2 separate regions of the Homo sapiens genome follow, and region 2 is linked to region 1. A link is a loop called in an ENCODE intact Hi-C map of the cell type or tissue named here. Cell type or tissue: Caco-2. All regions are shown on one strand.

The links. Peaks named below come from ENCODE experiments on the same cell type or tissue, not always from the same donor. Only the 100,000 strongest peaks of a DNase experiment are listed, where the experiment ranks them.
Region 2: it touches region 1 in a loop (7-fold over the local background); 8 of 110 quality-filtered maps call a loop at or near these places.

Annotation. Positions count from the first base shown.
Region 1 is chr20:12,969,055-12,971,554 of GRCh38, forward strand. No RefSeq gene overlaps it. Among named protein-coding and RNA genes, the nearest start is that of LINC01722, 18 kb to the left of the region's middle. In Caco-2, a CTCF peak has its summit at 1,421 (motif pointing right); DNase peaks (open chromatin) are centred at 330 and 1,430.
Region 2 is chr20:13,260,874-13,263,373 of GRCh38, forward strand. All of the region lies in intron 1 of ISM1 (isthmin 1), which reads left to right. It also overlaps a transcript of TASP1 not described here. Among named protein-coding and RNA genes, the nearest start is that of ISM1-AS1, 22 kb to the left of the region's middle. RefSeq lists a silencer at 1,249-1,543. In Caco-2, a CTCF peak has its summit at 1,364 (motif pointing left); DNase peaks (open chromatin) are centred at 1,398 and 2,038.

The DNA.
Region 1 (2,500 bases):
AAATCAGAGATAAATGGCAGCTGAGGAATTCTTTTAACAAGGAGAAGCTGGGATTGTATCTGTGAGCTTCTGTTTTGCACATTGTACTTACATTCCTTACGTTATTTTCAAGTACCAGCAGTGTCTAATTCATAGCCATTTTGGAACTGAGCTTAAAGGAATCTTCTTATCCACATTCTTTGGCAAAACAGACCAGAGAGAATAATTGTAGGAGATTGGTCAGGGTGGTGGGAGAAACTGTAGGAAAAACGCAAACCTTCTTGGAAGGCCATGGGGGTTTTGCAAAGCTTCGGGGAAGAATGAGCAGTTCTTACCCTGGGGCAAAGGGCGAGAAGTAGGTACAAAGGAATGCAGGGGAGTTTATCAGAATAGGTTGTTTACTCATATCTCCAGAAACCGGGCCTTTAATCATCCACGCAATTACCCACAAGTGTATTGACTCAAGGCCTTTGTCATTAAATCTACACTGAATAAATGCCCGCAGTGCCAGCTGGTCAGGGCCACAGCTGCTGACTCTTTACAGTACCCTCTTTGGGGTCTGTGGGTGGCCCTGGTCTCCTAGCCCACTCTTTCACTAGATACCTGTGTCTGAGTGCATTTGTTCATCTGTCATTCAGCCAGGGTCTGTGGGTCAGACCTGGCAAATAATTATGGTGTGAAGAAGGGGTCAGAAGGCCCAGGAGCAGTGGCTCACACCTGTAATCCCAGCATTTTGGGAGGCCAAAGTGGGCAGATCACTTGAGGCCAGGAGTTCGAGACCAGCCTGGCCAACATGGTGAAACCCTGTCTCTACTAAAAATACAAAAATTAGCTGGTGAGGTGGTGCATGCCTGTAACCCCAGCTACTCAGGAGGCTGAGGCAGGAGAATTTCTTGAACCTGGGAGGCAGAGTGAGCCAAGATCATACCACTACACTCCAGCCTGGGTGATGGGAATCTATCTCAAAAAAAAAAAAAAAAAAAAAAAGGAGGGGTCACAGACCTGAAGAAGGAGATAGATGGCGCCTCAGTCTGGAGCATGATGTGTTGAGGGCACAGATGGGCACATGGAACATTCCAGCACTCCTCAGGGTTCTCAGAATACCTGCTGACATCACAGAGGGGTCAGCTTGTAGACCACTGGACAGCAAAGGAAAGGGGACCTCTCATGCTGGAAATGGATTGGAAGCAGAATAAGTCGTTTTTTCAGTAATTGTCTAGGCCATGTGTATTAGCCAAAAATAAATTTAAATCTGTAGTTAAATATTCTGTTTCTCACAGATATCCTTTAAAATACATTAAAGGATAGCATCATATTGTCCAAAATAATAAGTGGGTTTTGATGTCTTTTTCTCTGTTCGCAGGCCACCTCTCTTTGCCAGTCTTGACAAATAATTTCTTAGTGAAGCACCTATTTCAGGCTGAGCCACAAGATGTCAGCCTAAGCTTAGTCATTTTGAATTTTCCTGGCCCTTGAAACAACTACATTTTTTCACTTTTATGACCAAGAAAAAGTCTGAGAAGCTCACGACCCCTCAGGATTAGGTACAGAGACCACAGCAGCTGCTTGCCCTGGGAGCTCTTCATGCCTGTTCTCAGCCATCTTCAGTGAAGATTTCACAGGATAACCCAAACTGGCTCCTTTCTGTGACACCACCCAGGGAACTGCATTCCAAGTGTGGGTGTACACGGATCTCCACCATTGGTCCTTGCTCTCTCTCCTGTCCCATCCTTTCTCCCCTTCCTCAGTTATGCTCTGGGGCAGGTGAGTAATCCTGCATGCCTTCGGAGATGTCCATTTGGGAATGAGATCCTACCTTTCCTTTTCCCAGGCACCCCCAGCCTTATGAGGGATTCCCATCACGTGGCTTTAGAGATGAGAAGGCATCTTTGCCATGAACTCTTGCTTCATCAGGTTGAAACTCACTCTTCCTGTGAACCCCCCACTTCTCTCTATTCTTTCACATGCTGGGAAGGGGACTGCAGAGACCTTTAGGGATAGTACAGAGGATGTGTCTCCTCGTGGCCAGCCCAGGGCAGGGACTGGACCCAGTGGTTTGCAGCCCTTTTTAGAAGGTTGGCATTTAACTCACTTTGTCCTTAGGTTTGGTTCATTGTCATCAAGATGGAGCGATGATGAATGTCCTCCTCAACATCTTTTACATTTTACACTGATAACAGTTATTAGAAAGAACAAAGTTGGACTTGTGGATCAGTGTGCAGTACTAGAGAAAAGAGGAAAACTCTAACCTATTTTGAGTACTTACTTTTTTTCATCTAATTGTCACAAGACAGTGAAGTTGCTATCACCTTCACTTGATAAATGAGGAAAATTTGAGCTCAGAAAGTATTCAGAAACTCGTTCAGGGTCTTAGAATGAATGAGTGAGACAGAAACACAAGTCTGTCTGATTCTAGAGTCCTGTTTTTTTCTTTCATTCTTTCCTTTTGAAAAAATTCCCTTTACTACTTCTGCATTTGATACAAAGTGGTATCTGGTAAATGGGCCTGAAAACTTTCTAA
Region 2 (2,500 bases), 290 kb after region 1:
CCTGGGGAGGCTCAGCCAGGGCTGGATGGTCTAGGACAGTCTCCATCTGAGTGACTGGCCATTGGCAGGCTGGTGAATCTGGTATAAATTATCTCTGCTGCACACGTCTCTCACCATTCAACAGGCTAGCTTGGCCTTCTTCACCGAGTGTTCTCAGCATTCCAAAGAGCAAAAAAAAATAGGCAATCCTAAGGCACAAGTGCTTTTCAAGTCTCTGTTAACTGTTGTCCCTTTGGCCGCAGTAAGAAGCTCAAAGAAGGCCAGGCACAGTGGCTCATGCCCGTAATCCCAGCACTTTGAGAGGCTGAGTTGGGTGGATCACCTGAGGTCAGGAATTCAAGACCAGCCTGGCCAACATAGTAAAACCCCGTCTCTACTAAAAATATAAAAAATTAGCCAGGTGTGGTGGTGGTGGGCACCTGTAATCCCAGCTACTCTGGAGGCTGAGGCAGGAGAATCGCCTGAACCCAGAAGGCAGAGGTTGCAGTGAGCCGAGATCGCGCCATTGCCCTTCAGCCTGGGCAACAAGAGGGAAGAGTGAAACTCTGTCTCAAAAAAAAAAAAAAGAAAAAAGAAGCTCAAAGAGTGTGGAAGCAACTACCTGAGGCGTGGATCTTTAGAGAAAAGAAGAATTTGTGGACATTTTTGCCAACCAGTCTACCATAAGTGCAGAGGTGCAATAACTTACCAAAGCTCACAAAACAGGAAGAGGCAATGCTGGGACCCAGACCCAGACCTTGAAACTCCTGGCCCCAGTCCTTTCCACAGTACCCTGAACCCTTTTCAGGATTCCAAGGTTAACGTCCAATGACCTTTGAAACCCATTTTAGAAGTACTTGGAGCAGAGAGATTAGCAATAGGTTTCAATGAGGGTTCTTAACTTTAGTGTTGAGAAGAATCCATCTCCTTAATTAGGATAATAACTTGGCAAGGGTCCCTAGGCCACCCCTACCCCAGACCTCAGCTTCTGAACTCTGCCATCCATGTCCTTTGGCTTAATTTCCAGGTTCTCCCTCTCACCAACAGAACACCAGCCTTGGCCTGGGCCTTATATCCCCTCATTCTATGCAGGGAGACACAGAATCACTGCAGGAGATGTTCGCCTTCTGGTGTCCTGTTCGACACCCGTTCCCTCTGGTCGTAGGAGGACTTAGATACTTGGGCCTTTTAGGTGCACTAATGATCTGGTGCCTCTTCAAATTGGGTCCTGGAAACCGAGTCCTAGACAGTTACCACTCTGTTTTCTTTGCCGGTAATGGAGAAAGCACAACTTGGAAAATCACCAATAATCCACACTCATTAAATATTTGCTCAAAGTTTGACTTAAAGGGGTGGCTGAACTCTAACAGGGCTGAAGAGGAGGGATGGAAGCCCCCTGGTGGCCACTGGTGGCCTGGCCTTTATAGCCCTGAGCTGGTTAGCTGCAGCCTGGAAGGCTGATAGAAAGCCTTGCCCTTAACTGGATGCTGAGGATGGCTGGCCTCACACCACAAGGGCTTTATCAAAGTGGTTCTGGAAAGTATGATTTCTCCATCTCTCTACATTTGCAGGGATGTTTTAGGTGATGTGTGAAGGGTTTGTTTTTCTTTTTCTTTTTTTTTTTGGCCTAACTCACTTTCCACTCGTGTACTCTGCTTCTTACATGTTTTCTTACACTTGAAAGAATAATTTATCCTTCATTTCAGTTCATTCTTTAGCCTAACAGGACATAAAAGAAATCGGTCCTGGAAAAGCTACCACTCTGTTTTCTTTGCCAGCAATGGAGAAAGCACAACTTGAAAAAATTCACCAATAATCTGCACATTTTCAAGATCAAAGCAGTTTACAGAAGTATTCAAGACACACCAGTGAAGTGTTGATCTCCATTTTGTCAGCCGGCCCCAAGAACCTTCAATGAGGAGAGATACACAGGGATGGGTGGCCCCTCCACCTCAAAGCCAGCTCCCTACCCAAATGCAAAGAGTTGCCCATTCTTCATTTCTTCTAAAGCCTGAGATAATAAACGAGGTCACTGCCAAGCCCTAAAGTAAACATCGTTATGATACATTCTGCCGCCATAACTAGGGATTCCTCAGCTATTAGTCAGACCGTGACAGCAGGCTCCATTCCCAAACCAGGACTGAGACCCTCCTGAATTCTTGAGCCCATGATGTACCTGTGTCACTGGCTCTCAGGGCTGTCGTCAGAGTGCCCAGCAAAGACTGAAGCATACGTATGGCCGTTTCCCCTCTGCCAGCAATAGTTCCTAAAGGGGCATTGCACTGTCATGCTTGCTATAAAATACGGCCATTGACATTTGCTCTGTTCCTGCTGCCTGAAGGGGAATGATTGCCATCATACACAGGCTTCATGAGAGCAGCAGCTGGTCAGCCTTGTCATCTGTGTCTTCACAGTGCAGTTTTTCCCCAGTGCATCCTGGCTGCCTCTTTCCAACACTTCTCAGAATAAGTCCCAACAAGCCCCCCACCACCCCCTGCTTCCACTCCTAGGATCGTGGTCT